2 separate regions of the Mus musculus genome follow, and region 2 is linked to region 1. The links are chromatin loops, found by intact Hi-C in ENCODE. Cell type or tissue: heart. All regions are shown on one strand. Each heading gives the region's core, and the rest is flanking DNA. Links, peaks and the distances in the headings are about the cores only. Region 1 overlaps Gm13524 (predicted gene 13524). Region 2 holds the start of Cdk9 (cyclin-dependent kinase 9 (CDC2-related kinase)).

Region 1 (11,593 bases), core at 1-8,000:
AGGCATTGCTTTCTGCTTCCTGACTGTGGACACGGTGTGACCAGCCACCTCAAGCTCCTACCTTCCTTCCTACCTTGCCATAATGGACTTGCCCTTGAACTGTAAACCAAAAATAAATGTTTTCTTCCTTAAAGTACTTTCATCAGGATGTTTTATCACAAGAACAGGAAAGGGAACCCAGACATCTGGCCTCGACTCCAGTTTTCACCTATAGGACCTTTTGTTTCCTTCCTAGGCAGAAGGTACAATATGTCTTCTCTCCATGTCTCAGTACAGAACCCATTGGTACATCTGGAGATGGAGCTAGTGTGCGTAAATGTGAGGGAACCCCGGGTACAGTTGTGACACCACATGCTCCTTCCTTAACCAGCTGGCATGTATCAACAGAGACTCTTCAGTTAATGCATCTACCACAGAAAATGAATTGGAAGTTTGAAAAATCCCTTCTGGCTGAGTTGGGATGTTGAGGGCTGGATTGTCGTTCACTCAGTCAAGTGGGCCAATCAGGGTTAACAGAGTAGCATCAGATGTCCATCCCCCCCCCCCCGCCCCCGTGCTGTAAGGCATAACCCCTGCCCTTGTGGGTCTGTCTGATGGCCCAGACAGATGGTAGTAGGGGAGTCACACATGCTGGAAAGTGCTGAAACAGGAAAGGGACTGTGAAAGTCACTGACAGCAGGGCACCTGACCCAAGAACTGGCTGGGCTACAGTCAGAGAGGGCTCCTTGAACCAAAGCGTGGGGGGGGGGGGTTGGGAGGATTGGGGGCGTAGCAAGGGGGGATGGGAGAGCATCCTATCCCCCTACAGTAGGTGCAAAACCTAGCAATAGGAATGACTTTGACTTCTCCAGGAAAAGAGAGTCCATTGTGATTACATCAGAGAACCTAAGAGTCAGGTTGGCAGGCAGAGCTCTAGGAGAGGGGCCTGCTGCGTTGCTCAGGGACTTTCAGGTGGGGTGCGATCTCTGTACAAGGAACCTCTTCAGAGATCACAGCAAATATAGCAGCTCCTTATTTTCAGCAGAAACAAGGACCAGAAAAAAGAGTTTCTGTATGTGAGTGTACTTGGGGTGTTCCCTGTCAGTGGCTAAGGTCAGAATGGATGCTATTTTTAAAAAGAAAGTTCAGAGAGCAAGTGGGATGAGACCGTGAACCCACCCACCGCAGAGCCTGATTTTGGTGGGTGCTGGCTCCTATAATCCTGGCACTTGGGATGTGGAAGCAAAGGACAGAAGAGCTCAAGTGATCGAGATGACCTTCCTTCATCCTTGGCTATGAAGCAAGTTCAAGGACAGACTGAGCTTACTTGAAATCCTATCAGGAAAATAAAGATCCCTACCCTGACTTTGAGATCACACTGAATGTGGAATCCATCACCCGGCTCCAGACTTCCAGACATCTCTGAACCTTGGTTTCCCCATCTGTGAAACTTCTCTCTCAGGGTAGCTCTGAGGATACAGGGCAATGACCAACTGTGTAAAATCTCTCCCAGGCAGACATCACTCACAATGTATTTAGAGAGGATGCGTGTTGAGATAGAGTCTTCCTAGATAACCCCAGACTGGCTTCAAACTAGCAATAATCCTCCTGCCTCAGCCTCTCGAGTTCTGGGATTAGAGGTGAGCTATCTGTATTCTGCATTGGCTGAAAGTTTGAGACATCACAAAATACTCAGCATTCATTGGGCTCTTACTCCTACTCCATTAAGTTGGTGATATTATTTTCTCAGGGCCTGCCAAGGTTAAGCTACCAGGCCAAAGTCATAAGGCTGTAAATGCAGACCAGATACTCCACTCCAGCCCTCATCTCCTGATGCCCAGTGGAGGCTGCAGAGCCCAGGAAGCAGTCTATGGCAGAAGGAGAGGTTTGGCTATGTGGGCAGCTTGTTATGCACGTATCAGCGACAGGAATCAGATCACCTCGGGAATTTGAGCCCAATCAGGTTCATTGCCCATCACTCCACCTCAGCCCCGAGCGCGACCAGACCGGGATGATGCCGCAGGATGCTTAGAGAAGTCTAGCCTCCCTGGCCAGCAGAGGCGCAGGTGCGCTTACAGTTACGCATGCGTGGCCCGCAGCCTCTGCAGAGCTCGCTGCAGACCTGCTGCAGGCGTGGGAAGAATCCTTGGAGTTACGCTCGGGTCACGTGGTGGGGAGAGCTGGCCAGGTAAACAGGGTGGTAAGAGAAGAGATCCGAGCTGAGGACAGTTTACAAGAGAGCTGCCTGGAGGATCCGAGAATAAGAAAACACCTTAGCAAGAAATACGAATGGGGTGAATTAGAGAGTAGCAACTGGTAGCAACTGGGTGCTGTGATATATGCAGATCAATCCCTGAGAGCAGAGATTGGGCCACTTCACCGGCCGCCGTCTGGGGCATGCATCTGCCTCACTCTGCTTCAAAACTGCTTCGCCAGCTGTGTTCTTCTGTGCCCATTCCACCCTCCCCCTCTGACTGCTGGGCCATACATTCCCCATTTCTTGCACTGTTTTAGGAACATTTTCTTAAAAAAGGAAAAAAAAAAGTTTATTCGTGTGTGTGTGTGTGTGTGTGTGTGTGGACTTGTAGAGTTCAGAGGATTGCATGCTTGTGTGAGTCGGTTTACATTTCTACCACGTGAGAACAAGATATCAAACAGGTTGGCTGGTGTGGTTGGAAATGCCTTTACCCACTGAGCTGTCTCTCCGGCACAGGAGCAATCTAAAGAAGTCTACAGGAGAGGGCTGGAGACGTGGCCCAGCAGTCAAGGGCACGGGCTACTCTTTCAGAGGCCCGGGTTTGATTCTCAGCACCCACAGCCCAGCCCACGACCCTCTAACTCCAGTTCTAAGGAATCTGATGACTCTTCCAGCCTCCTCTGACTCCTGCATGTATGTAGTACATATGAGTGTACTCAGACACATGCACATAAAGTAAATAATGTTGTGGCTCTCTCTCTCTTTTTTTTTTTTTTTTTTTTTTTTAAAGATAGGGTTTCTCTGTGTAGCCTTGGCTGTCATGGAACTTTCTCTATAGACCAGGCTGGTCTTGAACTCAGAGATCCTCCTGCCTCTGCCTCTGCCTCTGCCTCCTGAGACAGGGTTTCTCAAAAAGTGATGTGTCTGCCTTGTCATCTCCCCATCCACACACAGAGATCTAAAGAGAAGAGCTGGACCTGTACCACCTAAGTCTAGGACTTTGCCCTCAAGCTGACAGGCTGTGTGTGTGTGTGTGTGTGTGTGTGCGCCTGTATATTAGTCTCAAGATCAAAGGACTGCAGAAGATAGGCAGATGTGAAACACAGAATGCATGTGAGCAGCCTCAGTGTAGGCTTTGCCTAGGGGAAGAGTCCACACTAGGATCCAGGACATATCTCCATAAAGATTGCAGAAAAAGCTATACACCACCTCTGGATGGTTTTTTTAAAATATTTATTTATTTATTTTTATTATATACACTGTAGCTGTCTTCAGACACTCCAGAAGAGGGCATCAGATCTCATTACAGATGGTTGTGAGCCACCATGTGGTTGCTGGGATTTGAACTCAGGACCTTTGGAAGAGCAGTCGGCGCTCCTAACCGCTGAGCCATCTCACCAGCCCCCACTTCTGGATGTTTAAATGTTGTAATAGATGGTAGAGTGCAGGTAGGCAGGGTGATCTTGAACTTTCTATGCAGTAGAGATGAACCTGAACTCTGGAGCTTCTGCCCTCACCTCCCAAGTACCCAGACTGTCATTGTGGGCCACTACATCCAGTCTTTGCAATGAGATGTTGTTTAAAAAGCGTTTAATTATCTGTATGTGGGTATCTGTCTGAGTATGGCTATGTGCATGTGGATGCAGGTGCCCGCAGAGGCTAGAGGCATCAGATCCCTGAAGTGGGAACTTAAGGGTTCTTTGAAAAGTCAAGGTTGGATGGTGTTGTGCTGGGGCAAACACACGGGAAGAAACGTTTCCTTAAAGTGAGCACAGGTGTGAAAGGCTAAGGCAGACTCCCAGCTACCTGCTTTAAAACTCAGGGAAATGGACGGCTTCCTCCCAAAGAAACAGAATCACTCACAGGAAGAGAGGCTATGTGTGCACACCCTCATACACACTCGCATCGCGCCCCCTGGTGGGCACAGCTTTGCACAAGGGTGAGCTGTGCTGTCTGACACCAAGCCTCAGGATCTTAGCCTAGCAGGTAAGAGCCAAAAGAGTGGTCCCTCTGCTCAGCCTGGCGTTGGACATAAACAGAGACAGTGGGGCCAGGCCTCAAACTCAGAAATCCACCTGCCTTTGCCTCCCGAGTGCTGGGATTAAAGGCATGTGCCACCACGCCCGGCTTTTTTTCTTTTTTTAAGAAAATGTTCCTAAAACAGTGCAAGGAATGGAGAATGTAATGGTCAAGGTGGTTTTTTGTTTGCTTGTTTGTTTTGTTTTGTTTTGTTTTGTTTTGTTTTTGTTTTTCCCCTGTAGCCCTAGCTGTCCTAGAACTCACTGTATACACCACACTAGCCTTGAACTCAGAGATCTATCTACCTGTCTCTGGGATTAAAGGTGTGTGCCATCACACCTGACTTCAAATTGGACTTTAGTGGTGTCTCTACTTTGGTTTTGTCTTGAGTTCCCTGTCTGAGGTGAATAGATGTGTGTGTGTGTGTGTGTGTGTGTGTGTGTGTATGTTGAATCTCCCTAGGAGGGATTCTGTCATACAGAAATGTCCCCATTAGATCCAGAAAGCATCGCTGTAGAGTAATACTATTTCTTTCTTTTCTTTTTTTAAAAAAATATTTATTTATTATTATATCTAAATACATTGTAGCTGTCTTCTGACACACCAGAAGAAGGCAACAGATCTCATTACAGATGGTTGTGAGCTGCTGGGATTTGAACTCAGGACTTTCAGAAGAGCAGTCAGTGCTCTTAACCACTGAGCCATCTCTCCAGCCCCTAGTAATATCATTTCTTAACACAACTAAGCCTCCCTCAGCTCCTGCCGGCATCACAGGCATCCTCATCCCATGCCCCCTTCCCACACCCCACCCTTAGCGCTGTGTCCTGAAAAGCTCTCAGTGCACCAAGAAAGGTCTTTCGCATCAACATTAAACACAGGCTGTCTTTCTAACCCCTACATGCTCCCTCCCTCCCCGTGCTCCCTCCCTCCCTTCCCCCACCCTTTGTCTATGTACCCACTTCTGTTGCCACACTCACGCATGCTTGACATTAGCCACCCTCTCTCTTGATAGTCACCCCAGAGTCAGGCCCAGCTGGGGGTGTGGCTCAGCCTAGTGTTTCCTGCCCACTGACAGTAAGAGCTCTGGGGGCCCTTACCTCTCTGTGAGCCAGTGTCTTTTGACTGTGGCTGCCCAGTTCTTTCCTCCTTCTCGAAAGGATTGCACAGACCTGGGCCCTGGAATCTATGTCCTGTTTGGTATCTCTGTCCAAATCAGGAGCAGATAGACTCGGGGAGGAGTCCTATGGTACTCACACAGGTCTAGTACCCTTTCTCCCCACCTACTACCCTCCTCCTTCCCACCTACTACCCTCCTCCTCCCCACCTACTACCCTCCTTCCCACCTAGGACCCCTCCTCCCCATATAGGACCCCTCCTCCCCACCTAGGACCCTTCTGCCTCACCCTTCCTTAAGAGGTATCTTAAGTGCCTCCTACAGGGAGAGCATGGGAGGGGGCTGGCTATAGGTTCCAGTCTGGTTGTCCATTACAAGGAGCTTGCTGCCCCATGTGGATCTTCATCCTCCTCTTCACAGGGACCCTCCTCCTCTGATGTCCTCTTAATCCCCAAGACTCCTTCCCTCTTTTCTAGGCTGTGACATAATTCCCCCTTGAACACATCACAGCCTCGCCCTAGGTCCCCAGAGGAGCCGTTAGAGCAGATGTTTGGTTCCCAGAACAAAAATAGCAGTTATTGAACAGAGTGGATTCCCAGTGATCTGAAGACATCTGTTAGCTACATCCCACCCTGGGGCTTGATGCACCTTCAGTAGCAGCTGCAGAGCCGCCCAAGAGCTGTTTCAGTACATTGCTAGGATTCACTGAGAGCCTCAGGATACTCCTACGACCTCAGCTCCCTGTGCTGAGCCCTCACAGAGGAGGGGGAGGACGACTGCCACATGCTGAATCCCAGGCCAGGCCCCTTTCTCTCCCATGCCTTTCTTCTCTTGCTCTATTTATTTTGGTGTGTGTGTGTGCGCGTGCGCATGTTCGAGTACATATGCATGTGGAGGCCGTTGATGGATGTCCGTCTTCCTCAGTCAGTCTTGGCCTTATTGCTTTTGTTTTTGTTTTGTTTTGGAGACAGGGTTTCTGTGTGTAGCCCTGGCTGGCTTGGAACTCTTATGCAGATCTCACAGAGATCTGCCTGCGTCTGCCTCTGCCTCCTGAGGATTAACGGTATGCCCATGTATGTCTGTGTATCATGTACATCCTAGAACTAGAGTTATGGACAGTTGTGAGCCACCATGTGGTCGCTGGGAATCAACCCAGGTCCTCTGCAAGAACTAGAAGTACCCCTAACTGCAGAGCCATCTCTCTTGTCTGACTTCTCTGGACGTACGATTAGCCTCTCTGATGTCACTGTACCCATCCCCGTCATTGACCCTTAGGTTCCTCCCTCTCAGCGCAGCACCGAGAGCCCTAGAACAGTGTGATTAGACCACAGCGAGATTGATTTCCTGCTGCATATTTTTTGCTTTGCTTTTCATTCCACAAGTAATAAAAAAAAAAAAAAAAAAATCAAAGCCAGGCGTGGTGGCGCACGCCTTTAATCCCAGCACTGGGGAGGCAGAGGTAGGTGGATTTCTGAGTTCAAGGCCAGCCTGGGCTACAAAGTGAGTTCCAGGACAGCCAGGGCTACACAGAGAAACCCTGTCTCGAAAAAAAAAAGGGGGGGGGGATATTTAAATCTATACTCAGAATTGAATTAATCCAAGTTGGGCTCAAACTTATAATTTTTCTTGCCTCAATCTCGCCAGGGCTGGCACTTTAGAAATGAGCCTGGTTCTAAATATTTAAGATTTATTTTATTGTTACCTGTGTGTGTTGTGCTAAGCACACACATTATCAATGAGCAATAGTCCCAGCCAAAACTCTTTGGTGCTGGATCCCAGAAAGATTAAGAGTTCAAGGATAGCCTTGGCTACATGTCCACTCTTTTTTTCCCTAATATTTTCTTAAATTATTTTATGTGCATTGGTGTTTTTTGCCTGCATGTATATCTGTGTGAGGGTGTCAGATCCCCCTGGAACTGGAGTTACAAACAGTTATGAGCTGCCATGTGGGTGTTGGGAATTGAACCTGGGTCCTCTGGAAGAGCAGCAAGTGCTCCCAACTGCTTAGCCATCTCTCTAGTCCTGAGATTTCCCAACTCTTTACACAGAGGGGAAGAAGCTAGAAGCCCCTGGAGCCAGAGCGGCTTCCTTTTTTATCTCTCTGGAAAGCAGAGCCTGGAAACCATCGTCCAGATGCAGGCTGCCCCCGCCACCTGCTGGTGGGCAGGAGGAACATCAGGAGACTGAGGGCTTCATGTAGGCCAATTGGGAGCTCCGTGACTGAGCCTGCTCTTGCTGTTGTTACATAAATCCACCCACTTATTGTAGGGCGGGGATGTCTTAGATGGTCGAGCTTCTGGTCCTTCAGTTTCGTCAGTCCTCTGGAGGCCAACTTAACTGTGGCAACAGAACTCTCTCTCTCTCTCTCTCTCTCTCTCTCTCTCTTTCTCTCTCTCTGAGACAGAGCTTCTCTGTATAGCCCTGGCTGTCCTGGAACTCACTTTGTAGACCAGGTTGGCCTCAAAGCTGCCAGTCTCTATTTTCTTCGGTTTTTGCCTGCAGTCCTTCTTCATGATGACATAACTTCATCATGTCACTGGGACACAAGAGAATTTATATATATATATAATATAATATATATACATATATATACACACACACATATACACACACACATATAATGTGAAATATATATCATGTAATGTGTAATATGCGGTATGTAATGTGTGATATGTAGTATATAATATATGATTATATAATTATGCTATAAAATTATATATTGTATATATTATATATCATGCCATACATTACATGTCACATATATCAATTAAATACCATATATCATCTATAACTATATATAATTATATATTTATAAAATATATATTCTGTATATAACTATATAACTATATGTATATATATATATATATATCCATATCCATATCCATATATATATATATATATATATACCCATCCTTCTCTTCCCTCCCCTCCTTCCTTCATGTCCTCTGTTCCCTAGCACTTCCCTCTTCCCTTTCTGTCCTCCTTTTTTTTTTTTGGTTTTTGTATAGCCCTGGCTGTCCTGGAACTCACTTTGTATACTAGGCTGGCCTCGAATCTTTTTGATTTTTTAAAAAATTTTATTTGTTTTATGTATAAGAGTGCTCTATCTGCATATATACCTGCAGACTAGAAGAGGGCATCGGATCCCATTACAGATGGCTGTGAGTCACTATGTGGTTGCTGGGATTTGAACTCAGGACCTCTGGAAGAACAGCCAGTGCTCTTAACCACTGAGCCATCTCTCCAGCCCCTCTTTTTTATTTTTTACTTTATTTTATTTTTTGGAGACAGGCTCTCACTGTGTCACCTCGGCTAGCCTGGAATATTCTGTGTAGTCCAGATTAAACTGGCCAGATTAAGAGATTCGTCGGCCTCTGCCACCTGAGTGCTAGGATTAAAGCTGAGCACCACCGCACTGAGCCCTTTAGCTCTTTGCTGCTGTATCCCCAGCACCTAGAGCAGGCCCCAGCACACCTGAGGCACACACATATTTGATGAACAAGGTGGGTGTATAAGAATGAGCTCTGAGGGGCAGACCTCAGATGGCGCCATCACTCTGAGGTGACCAGCAGGGGGAGCAGTGAGCAGAGCAGCCCTGACTCTCTACACTGGTTTCTTCCTTCCACAAAGGAAAGTGAAGGTGCTGCATTTGTCACAGGGTGTCCACTGGCACCTGGATCTAGTGCCCATCCAAGGCAAACATCCACCCACCATCTCCAGGTGTTTCCTCACGAGCGTCGCCCAGCTGGGACCCTTGTTCAGCCCATTCCCAGCCAGTTCTACCCAGCCAGTGTGCAGTTCTACCCTAACTGCACGTGGCCTCCCGGAGAGGCTAAGGTGCATAGGTGGGGAAGAGCTAGGGGAGGGCACTTCGTCTATGTGGCTATGGGTGGAGGGTCCCCTCAAATGTGTGTGTAACCCCTCAAATATGCTCTGTAAGGAGCCCAATAAACGCATTCATTGGTGCCTCGGGGAGAATGTTGGCAGCTTCACTCCTTGGCTTGTCAATGAGACCGTGAGGGGAGAGAGCCATTGTTAGGTCTCCCCCAGGACAGGAATTTTAGCAACAGTGACTTCAGTCTTGTTTGGCTTTGGGTATTGTATGGATAGGAACTGGGACAGGGGCCTTCCAGGTCCTTCCTTCCCACGTGTCCCTTCCCTTAGTCAGCAGCCTGAGGTGGCCTAGATACCCAGGACCCAGCACTCAGGAGGCTGAGACAGGAGGCTGGGATATACAGGGAGATTCTTGCTAAGACACAAACAGCTCTTGTAACTACACGGCTGGACAGCAGCCTAAGGGTGTCACCCGGATCTGTTAGCCAAGCAGCCTGGCCCGAGAGAGCAGGAAAGAAAAGGAGAGGGATTTTTGCTGATGGCTGCATGACAGAGGTAAGGCCATCTGACAAGTGACAGCCAGCAGTGAAGAGTCAAGGCTTTAGGATTGTAAAGGGAGAGTCCGGTAAGACGGCTCATCCTGTAATCCCAGGCAAGGGGATCAGGAGTTCAGTGAAGCTCAAGTACAAACTGAGTCTGAGGCCAGCCTGGGCTACACGGGAACCCGTCCCAATGATAAACGAACAAACAGAGACTAAGAAAACCTGAAGGACAGGGACGGAAGGGAGGTGCCTAACATTTAGGGTACAAAATTTGAGGGAGTGTCAAAATCTCAGTAATGAAGACAGGTGACTATCTGGTGCCACATGTTTTGGTTCAAATCCCTTTTCATGACCTTTTACTGCAGTTGCAGGGAATCCAGTACCCTCTTCTGTCTCCCTGGGTGCCAGACAAGTGCTGCACAGATAGACTTTTAGATAACACACCCATACACATACACATTAATTTTTTGGTTTTTTTCAAGACAGGTTTTCTCTGTGTAACCCTGGCTGTCCTAGAATTTGCTCTGTTCAGTGGGCTGGTCTCAAACTCACAGACATCTCCTGTCTCTGCTTTCAGAGTGCTGGGACTAAAGGAGTTCGCCACCACGCCCAGCTCTGCAGTACTTACTTGTGGGGTCATGCCCGTGCATCGCATCAGTGTCAGTGCCAGAGGACCACTTGTTGGAGTTATTTTACAAGCCACAAGCCTATATCGGGGCAGATTCTGTCCTGTTCCCACCTACATCCAAGACATATGCTCCGTGTTACTTGCTGTTTGAGTCTCCCCTGGGTTATTTCCGCTCCGTCAGTCTGTCCTCCTGGAGGACTTCTCCGGCCATGTGCTCATGGCCCATCTCCTTTCCTGGCAGGGCTTCCTCCTCTCTCTCTTCTCTCTCTCTACTGTCCAATCGAGGGCTCTAGCTTTTTATTATCCAATAGTTTTAAATTGGGGAGCAAGGTTTACATAACAAAGGCCGGTGCACAACTCTCCGCTGGCTTGGGGTTCAGAATTTAGCATTTGTATACACAGCACCAGACCAACCCTCACCTAACACACTATAGAACAATCACTAAAATCATTACTGTCTCAAAGATTGCCATGCGGCCCAGCAGCACTGGCGCAGGCCTTTGATCCCAGCACTCAGGAGGTAGAAGCAGGTGGATCTCTGTAAAGTCGAGGCCAGCCTAGTTTACAGAATGAGTTCCAGGACAGTCAAGGCTAGACAGACAAACCCTGCCTCGAAAAACAACAACAAAAAATTGCCATTGCTTTTGTGTAGACAGAAGCATGGAACAGATGGACAAGGTGCCAGGAGGTTCCACAAGGGTGGGGATGTCCAGTTGGGGAGCCCCGGGTTGATGGCAGCAGTGGGACACACAGGAGTTGTTTCTTTGGGGGAGGAAAGGAACCTGAGGGTGAACACGTTGTCCAACAGTTCTCTGTGCGTGCATGTGTGCGTGCCTGTGCCTGCTCACATCTCGTGGCCCAGCATGGGTGGTGTCCTCCATAGAAACTGAATCTCTAGGTCCCCTTTGACTCTAGAGTTGCATCCCATCTGTGGTTATGTCCCAGCTACCACCGGGGGCAATGGACACCTTCCTGGTCTATGAGGCAGCCTGAGCAAAAGTCAGACAGCAGATGTCCCCATGTACATTGCTGAAGCCCGATGCCCCATGACCTCAGCCTCCAAGACCAATATGTTCTTTGCAGAAGAATCATAAGAGGGGAAGGATCAGAAATTAAATCCTAAATAAAACCCTGGGCTCCCTAGAATCTGAAAATCAGGGCTCTTTTCTTTTTTTTTTTTAAGATCTTTTTATTCATTTAATGTATGAGTATATTGTTGCAACCTTCAGACACACCAGAAGAGGGCATCAGATACCATTACAGATGGTTGTGAGCCACCA
Region 2 (12,174 bases), core at 2,757-10,756, 140 kb before region 1:
GCCCCAGGCCTTCACTTCTAATGGACTCTACTCCATCAGAGTAATTAATTGGAACCTACTAGAGCCTGAATTCCCAGCCATGAAACTTAACCGGAAAATGGCGACTGGAGAAAGTCCCCTGGGCTATGGTGAAGTCTAAATCCAACAATAAATCTATTATACACAGTGACTTCCAGGAAGCTGCGGAGGGAGTCAGTGAATACAAACCCTGAGACTGGGCGTGGCTCAGTGGTAGAGCACTTACCCGGTTCTGGGTTCAATCTCTAGCAAAGGGCTGAATTCCTTGAATACTTCAGGGGAGATATTCTGAAACAGAACAGCTCTATTAGTTTGTCTTCATGCCACTGAGCATTTGAAACCTGCTGGTAGCCACAAAGACTTTTCTAAGTTCTCGCTATAGCGGGTTGAATAATGTCCTCTCCAATCATGCCCTAAGCACGTGGCCTTACGGGGAGACAGTCTCCGCAGACATAACTGATTAAGATGGGATTATCCCGGGCAGTAAACCCAACGACAGATATCCTCACAGATACATACACAGAAGATGCTGACGGATGGTTTCCAGGACCAAGATTGCTGTGTAAGTGATGGCGCACACCTGTAACCCTAGCTCCCTAAATAAAGGAGGAAGCAGGGAGACCTGCAGTTCTGGACATCCTAGTCTACATGACAGCTTTGTCTCAAAATAAAGGGCTGAGAGATGGCTGCATGGTTAAAAGTTCTAGCTGCAAATCCAGAGGATCCTGGTTCAATTCCCAGCACATACACGGCAGCAGCGCACAACCACCTTTAACTCCAGTTCCAGGGAATCAGCCCTCTTCTGGCCTCCCTGGGTACCAGGAATACATAAGAGCATAAACATGCAAGGAAAAAAGAAAATACAAAATCACAGGCCAAGTACTGTATCAGCTCCCAGAGCTAGCTAGCGGACTAAAACTGTCCTTTTCAGGCAGCTCTGTGAGAAGACTCCAGGAAACTCTTGGGGAATCTACCGCCTAGGTCAGTGCCCTAAGGGTCCCTACCCTGCATCCTTAGGACCATCCCATCTCCACACTGGCCTTCCATCCTGCCCTCACCCCAACCCATGCCACCTGACCCCACTCTGGCCACTTCTGTCCTGCTTCCCCCAAGCCCTGGAGCTACAGGCTACACTTGTCACTCCATGACTGTAAGGCTGCAGTGCCCTGCTTATGAGTCCAGTCTGAGGATTTAGGAGCCAAAGCAGCCCGGGTCCAGCAGCTCACTCCAGCTCAGCTTACAGCACTTGCCAACACCAAGCACAGGACACTGGCACCGTGGACACGCCTTCAGCGGGGGTGAAGAGCGCAGTGGAAGGTACCCAGGAGGAGAAGAGGGCAAACCCTGAACGTCTCCAGAGTGTTGGGTGGTACAGAAGAACTGGCAGTGTCCTGGCTGACCAAACCCTAGCTTCTAGCTGAGACAAGAGCTGAGGGAAGGTCTGAACACAGGAAACGCAGCCATTTACTGGAAAAAAATAACCAACTTTTAATTTAACCAATCAAACTGCGTCCAGGAATGTCTCTAAACTTAACAAAACAAAATAAAATTCTCCTTTTAAAGGAACCAGGAGTTCACACAGCCCCACGCCCCTAAGGTCCAGACCAAAAGTAGCCCATTTTGGAGGCGCCTCTGTCCCTCAAACTCTCATCCAGAGGAAGAGCTGGCGATGGCGAGGGACCTGTGCCTTCCTCCCACCATGCAAGTAGTTCTTAGAAAGTCACAGTGGGTGAGCCTCTCCCACCTCACTTTGTGTCCACGCTGAGACCTCCAGAGAGGGGCAGGCAGGATAGCTCCACCCCAGCCCACTCAGGCAGCTGTTCCCAGTGCCAGGGTGGGAGTTAATATGTACTGGAGGAGAAAATCTCAAATGTCCCATCATGTCACATGTTCCATGCAAAGGAAGCAATCCACTCCTAACCTAAGAACAACACCGGCCAGTTCCGGCCTCAGAAGACACGTTCAAATTCCGTCTGGTTGGTGGTGGCGGGATTTCTGCTCTGGTTGGTGGACTGCTGGGTGATCTGGCTGCCCTTCCGCCGTGGCGGTGCCAGGTACTCAAACATAGACGTCAAGTGAGTAGACAGCATGCCCTTGAGGTCCGAGGGCATGGGGTCCGACCAGAAGAAGTCGTGGTTGAGGGCATCGTCACTGTCAATCCGCTGCGCGGGGTCCAGCACCAGCAGCTTGTCAATGAGGTCCAGAGCATAGGGGTCGCGCACGTAGGCCTTCAGACGGTCCTTCACCTTCCGCTTCTGGCCCTTCACAAGTTCCAGCTTTTCAAACAGCTCATACTTGTCTACGTTTGGCCACACCTAAGAGAGGCGTTGAGGAGAGAACGGAGTTGGAGTAAGACTGCTATCTGAGATGCCAGGGGAGTGGGTTTCTAAAACAATTTCTCTCAGAGGTTCCCTGAGCTCCCCTCCATCGCAGAGATCATGTCTTCAAGTTAAAAGCACCAGTCACCAGATGGAGCACACCCCTAGTGCCCGAACACAAGTCAGCTGCGATAAATGTGCCAGCCCCCATCCAGGCACATTCCCATTTTACAAACAAAAAATAAACAAAACAAACAAACAAAAAACCACACGAGCTGGGCAGTGGTAGCGCACACCTTTAATCCCAGCACTTGGGAGGCAGAGGCAGGCGGATTCCTGAGTTCGAGGTCAGCCTGGTCTACATTGAGTTCCAGGACAGCCAGGGCTATACAGAAACCCTGTCTCGAACGAAATACCAAGAAAAAAAACCCCAATAAAACAAAACAAAACAAAAAAACCAAGAAACTCTGTCTCTAGAAGCTTGTGCTGATGCTTGGTCTCCAGCAGGTGGCGCTATTGGGAGGTGGCAGAAACTTCTGGGAGGAGAGGGGACCACCCAAAGGGGAAGGAACCATGAGGCCTGCTGAATGTGTGCTGAAGCCTCTGGGGTTGAGTGGGCCACCACTGGAGCTACACACTGGACCCTGCTCTTCTGCTCCCTCCCTGCCATGGCCACACCCTCTCTCCAGTGGACTCTCTACTATGACATTTAGCAGCATCTCTGCACCAAAGCAAAGGCTAAACAACCTCTCTGTTTTTCTGAACAAAAGCAACTCTTGGCGCTTTTGTTTTTCTCATGTACTTACTTTGTCTCGGCAACAGAGAGCTCATACAACCAACATTAAGAGTGGTAAGCACCATGCCAGGCGTGGTGGCACACGCCTTTAATCCCAGCACTTGGGAGGCAGAGGCAGGTAGATTTCTGAGTTCGAGGCCAGCCTGGCCTACAGAGTGAGTTCCAGGACAGCCAGGGCTACGCAGAGAAACCCTGTCTCAAAAAACCAAACCAAACCAAACCAAACCAAAAACCCAAACAAACAAACAAACAAACAAACTGAACAGTAAGCCTGGCCTGCAGCAATCAGCTTCCTCTACAGAAGGACTCCACTCTCCACTACTGGCCAGAGGCCCTGGGTCTCTGCATCCCCCAGGAACACCCAGTTCGGTTACTCACCTCTGGGGTGATGGAGCCACAGAGCTGGCTGATGAGGGCGAGCTGGTGCTGCTCTGTGTTACCCTGCATGATAGGGCTACGAGTCCACATCTCTGCCATGATGCACCCAGCACCCCAAAGGTCAATGGGCGGGCCGTAGTCCCGCTCTCCTGAGAAGAAGAGGGTACCGGGAGTGCCTCTTAAGCCCAAGGGCCTCCTGAGACTCCACGTCCCAGAGCTGATGGCTCAAAAGGCCCCAGGCAATGGGGGCTGTGGCCAGGTAGGCACCCGGCCCCTGCCCCCCTCTGCCCGCTCGGGAGTCCTCACCGAGCAGCAGCTCCGGAGGCCGGTACCACAATGTCACCACACGGTTGGTGTATCGGTTGGGCTGGCTATTCTTAGCTAGGCTGAAGGCACGGGCCAGCCCAAAATCTGCCAGCTTCAGGACCCCATCCCGGGTAATGAGCACATTCGCAGCCTTCATGTCCCTGTGCAGGATCTGAAGGGAGGACACACAAGAGCTCAGTCAGGTTTCATAGCATCCTGGAGCCTGGCCTACACAGCAGTCAAGAGCAGAGAAGCCCCATTCTGCCCCACCTTGTTCCTGTGGATGTAGTAGAGGCCGTTCAGCAGCATCTGCATCACTCTCTTGATCTCAGACAACGTGAACTTGACTAAGACGTTGCTCAGCAGCCCAGCAAGGTCATGCTCACAGAAGTCAAACACCAGATAGATGCTGCCCTTGCAGCGGTTATACGGTGAGGCTGATACAGAAGGGGCAGAGAGAAAAATAAAAAATAAAAACCTGCATCCACCTCATTTTCCACAGCCAACTCCCAGCCCTCCAACCCACAGACACCCAACTCCAAACAAGACCAGAGAAGATGGGGGGCCGGCACTCGGGAGGCAGAGGCAGGTGGACCTCTAAGTGTGAGGCCAGCCTGGTCTATGGCGCAAGGTCCAGGACAGCCAGGGTTACACAGAGAAACCTTGTCTCAAACCCCCCTTTTCTCCTGAGGCAAGCAACACACCTTTGGTCCGACAAATCTCAATTAGGTTCACCACATTCTCATGTTTTAGGAGCTGTAGAATCTTGATTTCCCTCAAGGCTGTGATGGGGAACTAGGGAGGAGAAAGAGGAAGTGGTCAAAATTGAGAGCACAACAGACGGAGGAACTGTGGGTGGGGTGGGGGTGTGTTTGGGGTCTATACTGAGGGACAGAGGTTGAAAGACAGGCGAGAGAATCGTTCCTGTGTGATGGTTCCTATCTGGAATCCAATTCTCGTATCAGGAGACAGAGACATCAGAACCACCAAGTTCAAGGCCAGACTGCTTAGTTGAGCTCCTGATTCAAAAAGAAGGGAGAGGGGAAGATATATCTATATTTATCTGTAGCTAGCCTTTGCAAAATATAAAATAAGTGCAAACACACACATATCTCAAGGAGCTGCTAAATGTTGCCATCTAGATAATGGTGGCCTTGAACTTGTTTATGAACCATCTTTTTTCCCCAGTCTCATAAGTGCTGGGATTATAATCACAACCCTTTACTCCAGACTGGGAATTTATTTTAGACAACCCAAATAAGGATAAACATTTTGTCACTAACACTTGTGAGTTAAGATCAAGAAATTTGTGGGGCAGTGGTGGCGCACGCCTTTAATCCCAGCACTTGGGAGGCAGAGGCAGGTGGATTTCTGAGTTCAAGGCCAGCCTAGTCTACAAAGTGAGTTCCAGGTCAGCCAGGGCTACACAGAGAAACCCTGTCTCAAAAAAACCAAAAAGATCAAGAAATTTCCTGGGAATGGAGATAGTTGAATGGTTAAGGAAACTGGCTATGGTCACGTGTGGCAGTCCAGCCCTTTATTTCCAGCAGTCAGGAAACACAGGCAGTTGATCCTCTGTGAGTCTGAGAACAGCCTGGACCAAACAGTGAGTTCCAGGACAGTTGGGGCTACAGAGAGATTTTGTGTCAAACAAAACATAGAGTCCCTGTTTCAGGGAAACACACACACCACAGCACTGGCTATCCTCCCCCAGGACCCAGGTTCAATTCCCAGCACCCACACAGTGGATCTTTTGTCCCAAATGATCCAAGGCAACCTGGCACACCTTTCTGGCTTCCTCAGGTACCCAGGTACTGGAGAATAGTGCTGTACACAGACATGCCAGAAAACAGAAGACCCTATAGACGCAAAGTAAGACAAACAGCATTTTCCTTACAAAGGCAATGCTGCTGAGGCTGATGGAAACAACACCTTTCAGAACATCACCTTAAGCTCAGCGGCCTTTTAAACGGCTTGTGCACAAATGGTCTCTTCATACAAAACAAAATTCAACGCCAAGCTAAGCTGAAAGTTTTCTAGAGTCAACCTGCACTCCATGGGAAAAGCACAGGCTCCCTCCCGTGGCTCCCACAGAACTCTGCCACTAAAGCTCAACAGTGTAAATGGAAAGCCAAATTCCTTGTTCCATGGAAAACCGAAAAACACTAGGTCGAATCTCAGCACAAAACCCTTTGAAGTAGCGGTGTGGAAACCCAGCCAGGTTAGAAGAAGGTCGGCCCAGTGGTCCATATACTCACCCCCTCCTTCTCATTCTCCATCAACACTTTCTTCAGAGCCACCTTCTGGCCCGTCTGACGGTGCTTGGCTTTAAAGACTTCCCTGCAGGCACAGAGAAAGACCCAAGGGACCCATAAGGCATTTCCGCAGGGAGTGCCCCTCCCCCGCGCGAAGGGGAGCAGCAGGAGCCCAGACCCACGGCGGGCGGGGTGCGGCCTCGGATCCGGGACGCGGTCATTCCACACCGCGTGTCTTCCGTCCTCCTCCCGGCCTCTGCTTACTCCTACTCAGCCCCTACTCCTCCCCTAGAGGTGGCCGCTCACATTCGGAGTGGCTCTCAGCAACCCTACCCAACCCCCATCACGGGCCCCAGGCTCCTCCCCGCCAGTCGGCTCGGTTGGGCCGGGAACGTCTGCGCCGCGGCCGAGCAAGACCGGGCAACAGCCACGAAAACAGAAGCTTCCGGACCACCTCGGCCCGGGCTCTGGGCGACCCGACGTCGGCCCTGGAAAGTGCAGGTCCCGGGCTCGCGGTCCCACGCGGCCTAATCTTACCCGAATGTGCCTTGGCCGATCTTGGCAAGTTTCTCGTACTTGGTGACCTCATCGCAGAACGGGCATTCCACCGAGTCGTACTGCTTGGCCATGGCCACCTCCAGCGCGCCTCCGCCGCCGCCGCCGCCGCCGCCCCCAGCCGCAGCTCCCGCCGCTCCCGGTCCCGCCACACTCCAGGCCCCTCCGCGGCCGCGCCACTTCCGCCTCCACGGCCACTTCCGGCCTCGAGGTGCCGAGCCCGCCTCTTCCGGTCTCCGCCCGCCGCCAGGCCCCCTGGGACTTGTAGTTCCCGGGAGGCCAGGGGGAGCCGGAGCTGCAGAGGAGCCTCCGCCGCCGCCACTGCCCCCGCCTCCGCCGCCGCCGCCAGCGCTGTTGGCGGCCCCGATCGGGGGCGCAGGAAGCCGTGGCGCTGGGGCTGGGGCTCGCGGCGGTGCGTCCCGCTGCATTGGCCCGGGCCGTGCTGCTGCCGAAGCTGCTGCCGCTCTGGCTCCCGATCCGGGGCCAGCCGCAGTGCCCTGCTCCTCCTCCTCCGACGGCGCCGCCTCCGCCGGGCTGCGCGGGGCGGCGGGTGGTGGTGGGGGGAAGGCCTGGGGGCGGAGGCTCCCTGGCCAAGCCCGGCCCGGGGCGGCAGGGCAAGGGGGCGAGATAGGCAGAGCAGACGAGGAGGCGGCCCGAAAGCCCGGGAGGGGGCGCGTTATAAAGGGGGAGGTGCCCGTCCTGGCCTCCCCTCCCCCTCCGCCCACCCCCTCCCTCCTCCTCCCACCCTTCGCAGCCGCACCTGCCGCCGCCGCCTCCCGCCCTCCCGCTCCCAGTCCAGCGTCCGCCCTCGGCGCGTCACTGCTCGCAGCCCCTCCTCTGCCTTTGGAGGTGGGGCTCCGCACTAGACACCTGCCTGCGGCTCCCTCCTGCGTGCCTCAGTTTATCCCCCGAATGCCAGCTGCTACAGAATGGCCCTTCTTCCAGGACCGGGAGTGTGCTCCCGGTGAGGCGAAGGCAGGAGGTGCCGTGGGAGCGGCCTTGAGGCCAGGGGAAGAGAGAACTGCCCCCGCTGCCGCCTCCGTCGTCTCAGCCACCCGCCGTTGACATGGCAACTGACGGCCGCCAGGGGGCGCGGCGACACTGTGGGCGGTGAGCGATCAACGCTCAGGCCTAAACCCTTGGATCTTGTGTTGTCAGGATGGATCTACTACAACCTTCCTTCACAGAGCCGCGCCAAAGCTGGTCTGTCCAGAGTCAATCATCCCCAAAACTGTTAACATTGAGCCGGCACTCCTGATGCTTTTGAAATGGGCGTGAGCCGGGCCTTGATGGCGCACGCCTTTAATCCCAGCACTTGGCAGAGGCAGATGGATTTCTGAGTTCCAGGCCAGCCTGGTCTACAGAGCCAGTTCCAGGACAGCCAGGAAAAACAACAATAACACAGAGAGACAGAGAGGAGAGTCTGAAGTCTGTTCTGTCTTCCTCTACTGTCTTGAAATTCTGAGCTGATCATGGCCGATTTTTCCAGCGTTTACCTCCTGGTCTGTGGTCCTACAAGCTCCCTTCTGTTTCAGTTTCCCAATCCCTCCTGTCTTCAGAGTTGCCACCCCACTCTCCAGGGTCAGCTGCAGGCTTCCCGTTTGCTTCCCCCTCTTGTTTGATGGAGACAAGTCGTGGCTGGTCTGGTGCTCACACAGTAGTCTAGGCTGACCTTTGAACTCCAGGCATCCCTCCCAACTCACCGTATCACTGTGTCCAGCAGTGCTTTCCAGGTTTATCCCACATTGTCTGGGCTTGAAGATTCTTGGAAGGAGGACTGGTTTCGGGGACCCTGGAGCCCCAGAGTACCTACTATGAGAAGGGTCCTGGCAGCAAGATTTTTCAAGACCCTCCATAGAGCCAGGGCTTTAAAGGAGATCAAGCCATATGACCCAGAGCCTACCTTCCTGGATACACTGCTTACCTGAAACAAGAAGTGGTGGTGGGGGGATGCCACCAGGGGTAAGGAGAGAGTACGTGCATTAATTATGATGACAGGATGTGGCTAAGTCCTCCCTTTAGCCCTGCACAGGAGTTATTTCTATTATCAGTTATTCACGGAGCACTGCTCTTCCCTCCACTGTACATAACGACCCTGACACTCAGAGGTGAGATGACTGGGCCATGGTCACACTGCCAGTCAGTGGCCACACTAGCTTTGAACCAGGTAAGTTTGGCATAAACTCCCAACAGTCCTCCTATGTCAAGGCCCCTCCCAATCTGGGCTCAGCATGAAAGCGTGACAAAACTTGGGAGTGATCTCACCTGGCACTCACTGCCCCCGGGGGTGTGTGTGAGGAGTAGTGGGGGGGGGGTGAGGAGGTGTGGCAGGTAACAGTAGCACTGAGGGCCGAGGACTTTGCAGGGCTTATGTGGAGTTTTAAGCCGTAGCTGGTGCCTGTTTCTCATGAGCCCTCCCTAAGTCACATCCTGTGGGCAGAGAGGCTTTAGCAGGGTTTCCTGTGATGTTGTCACCTCTGGCCCCAACCAGAGCCCTGACATCTTCCAGTCACTTCCTCAGAGTCATGGGCCCTCAGCTCTCCACAGGGAAGCAGTGGTGGTCTGGAGGCTTTGTAAGGCTGCCCAGTTCTGAAGTCCGGGTTCTCCACCACTGGTAAATCCAGGAGGGGACTAGAGAGGGGGACTAGCCTTTCGAATCCACTTTGGCTACCGCTTTGTTGGCTGCAAATAATGCCTGCTTCCTGTGGATTGCCCAAACCACCAAGGCCCAGCATGTGACTCAGCCTCTGTCAACACCTGCTGACTGGCTGGCTGATGACACACCCTCAAGAGGGTCTGGTGTATGGCCATTTAACAGCTACGGAAGCCAAGCCTGGTGGCAGACAACTGGAATCCCAGCTACTAAAGAAACTGAAACAGGAAAGTTCAAAGTCTAGGGCTTGTCTGGGCTAGAGAGTAAGTTCAAAGCCAGTTTAGAGTCTCTGTGAGACCTGGTCTAAAAAAACGAAAAAATAAAGCCAGGTATGGCCCACACATTTAATCCCAGCACTCAGGAGGCAGAGTCAGGTGAGTCTCTGTGAGTTTGAGACCAGGCTGGTCTATACATTGAGTTCCAGATCAGCCAGAGCTACATAACAAGAATCTGTCTCAAAAAATAAAATAAGCTGGGTGGTGGTGGCACACACCTTTAATCCCAGCACTTAGGAGGCAGAGGCAGGCGGATTTCTGAGTTCGAGGCCAGCCTGATCTACAGAGTGAGTTCCAGGACAGCCAGGGCTACACAGAGAAACCCTGTCTTGAAAAACCAATAAATAAATAAATTTAATTAAATTAAAAAAATACAAAGCCTTAGAGTGCTTTTCTAGACTAACTTTGAACTCACAAAGAACTCCTTGCCTCTGCTTCCCAAATGCTGGAATTAAAGGTTTGTGCCACTAGCTCAACTCCAGCTTTTGACCTTATCCAGGATCGTGGTTTGAATATGAATGGCATCCATGGATGAGTGGTGGTAGCACACACTTTTAATCCCAGCCCTTGAGAGGCAGAGGTTGATGGATCTCTGTAACTTTAATTGTTTCAAAACGATTTTTTTAAAGATTTATTTATTTATTATATGTAAGTACACTGTAGCTGTCTTCAGACACTCTAGAAGAGGGAGTCAGATCTTGTTAGGATGGTTGTGAGCCACCATGTGGTTGCTGGGATTTGAACTCAGGACCTTTGGAAGAGCAGTCGGTGCTCTTAACCGCTAAGCCATCTCTCCAGCCCCAAAACCGATTTTTAATGATGGTTCTTAAACACTTTAACGTTCCTTTTAGCCCACTACCCACCAGAGATAGTGGGAAAGAAAGGATTCGGGGCAGGAATTTGGACCTGTTTAGAAAGGTTCTTTGGAGCAACTCTCATCTGTGTTGTCTGGAAATCGGCAGCTGAGTTCACTGGTTAGCAGCGGCAGCTCCATCCACTCACACATACCTCATGGATACACCAGCAGTCTAGTTTGGTAGAGTCGGGATAGCAAACACGAATCAGCAGCGGTGGCACTATCTAGCAGAGACAGGCAGACCTCAGCCTTGGCTCGAGTCATTAGGAGGGACCCTGAGGGATGCCAGGAGAAGTTCTCAGCTGTGTCTCAGGGAAGCAAAGATCAGGGAAGACCTGAGACCCACAAGTGTCACACGGCTAGCTCGATAAGCAAGTCATGCTCAGCCTCCGTCACTGTCCATCGAGTCCTGTTTATCCCCTCCAAACATCACATGTCCTCCACCAGTCTTGCCTCAGCATGTTCGTCTGTCTCAGCTGACATCACTCTGCCAATCAGCCAGAGTCTAGCATGCTACCAGAAGGTTTTTTTGGTGTGTTTCTCTCTATAGAGTCCCGACAAATGCAGGTCAATTACGCAATGTAAGGTGGACTAATACATGCGTGTTGTTAGCAAAGAATCCTTCATCACGTGCCCTTTTACATGTTTGCTTTAGCAGAACATCCTCCTACCTGCTTCAGTGAAATCTTGAAATCAAGTCAGCCTTAGTTGTTCGTTGACCTGTGTTCACCTCAGCTAAACATTCCTTCATATGTTTGCCCCAGCAAAACACCATCAAACCAACTTTCCAAAGAACCCTTAAGTTTCCACTTCATATCTCTGTGAGTTCAAGGTCAGCCTGGTCTACAGAGCTAGTTTCAGGAAAGCTAGAGCTGTACTGAGAAACTCTGCCTGGGGGGGAAAAATGGCCTCTATATATTTGAATACTTAATCACCAGAGAGTGGAACTGTTTAAAAGGATTAGAAGGACTAGGAGCTGGAGCCATATTGGAATGGGTGTGGCCTTATTAAAGGAAATGTATCTCTGGGGTCAGGCTTTGAGTTTTTTGTTTGTTGTTTGTTTTTGTTTTTCGAGACAGGGTTTCTCTGTGTAGCCCTGGCTGTCCTGGAACTCACTCTATGGAGACCAGGCTGGCCTCAAACTCAGAAATCCACCTGCCTCTGCCTTCCAAATGCTGGGATTAAAGGCGTGCGCCACCACTGCCCTGCAGCTTTGAGGTTTCAAACACCCAAACCAGGCCCAGTATGTGCCTGTCTGCTACCTACAGATCAAGATGGGGCTCTCAGCTACTGCTCTAGTGCCAGCATGATGCCTTGGTCCTGCCATGCTCCCCACTATGATGTTAATAAACTAGCCCTCTGAAACTGTAAACAAGCTTAGACTTAAATGTTTTCTTTCATAAGAGCTGCCTTGGTCATGGTGTCTCTTCACAGCGACAGAACAGTCTATAGACACCTGGACCCTGCTTTTCCTCTCCCAAACCTGGATAGGGTTAGGGTCTGTGGAGGGGAAGTGAAAACAGGCTCATAAGATGTGCACATGTGAGCTGTTAGCTGTGGGTCAGCTCAGTAGCTGAGGGATACGGAACAGAGAACGGTTTGTGATACTGGGGCCCCCCCTCTAATCATGGAAGTTCTGCTCTTATTGGTCTTGCTGCCTCTGCCTGGCCCTGTGTTGACATACATTATCTCCCTACGTGTTACTGTAGTCCCCTTAGGAGCCTGCTATGACTGGATCCAGGTGACCGGAGAAGAAACGGGCTC

What was found. Hi-C counts contacts between places; a loop is a spot of excess contacts. Peaks named below come from ENCODE experiments on the same cell type or tissue, not always from the same donor. Only the 100,000 strongest peaks of a DNase experiment are listed, where the experiment ranks them.
Region 2: a loop joins it to region 1, with 5 times the contacts of the local background. A loop is called at or near these places in 16 of 42 quality-filtered maps.

The regions. Positions count from the first base shown.
Region 1 is chr2:32,850,313-32,861,905 of GRCm38, forward strand. It overlaps Gm13524 (predicted gene 13524), which reads left to right. Exons shown (of 2, transcript NR_166175.1): 2 at 1-133. Among named protein-coding and RNA genes, the nearest start is that of Stxbp1, 8.9 kb to the left of the region's middle. In heart, for the core only: CTCF peaks have their summits at 2,028, 4,100 (motif pointing left) and 7,470 (motif pointing left); DNase peaks (open chromatin) are centred at 4,089, 5,276, 5,849, 7,499 and 1 weaker place; H3K4me3 peaks cover 504 bases; H3K27me3 peaks cover 2,798 bases.
Region 2 is chr2:32,705,957-32,718,130 of GRCm38, forward strand. It overlaps Cdk9 (cyclin-dependent kinase 9 (CDC2-related kinase)), which reads right to left and starts at 6,828. Exons shown (of 7, transcript NM_130860.3): 1 at 6,609-6,828; 2 at 6,075-6,156; 3 at 4,521-4,611; 4 at 4,087-4,253; 5 at 3,817-3,988; 6 at 3,511-3,659; 7 at 1-2,333. The coding sequence starts at 6,700. The coding sequence ends at 1,968. Mir2861 (microRNA 2861) reads right to left here and starts at 6,932; the gene lies at 6,851-6,932. Mir3960 (microRNA 3960) reads right to left here and starts at 7,016; the gene lies at 6,944-7,016. Gm33457 (a long non-coding RNA gene) reads left to right here and starts at 7,354. Exons shown (of 2, transcript XR_001783272.2): 1 at 7,354-8,793. In heart, for the core only: CTCF peaks have their summits at 2,833 (motif pointing right), 5,910, 7,705 (motif pointing right), 9,462 and 1 weaker place; DNase peaks (open chromatin) are centred at 6,285, 6,865, 7,185, 7,635 and 8 weaker places; H3K4me3 peaks cover 3,747 bases; H3K27ac peaks cover 3,971 bases.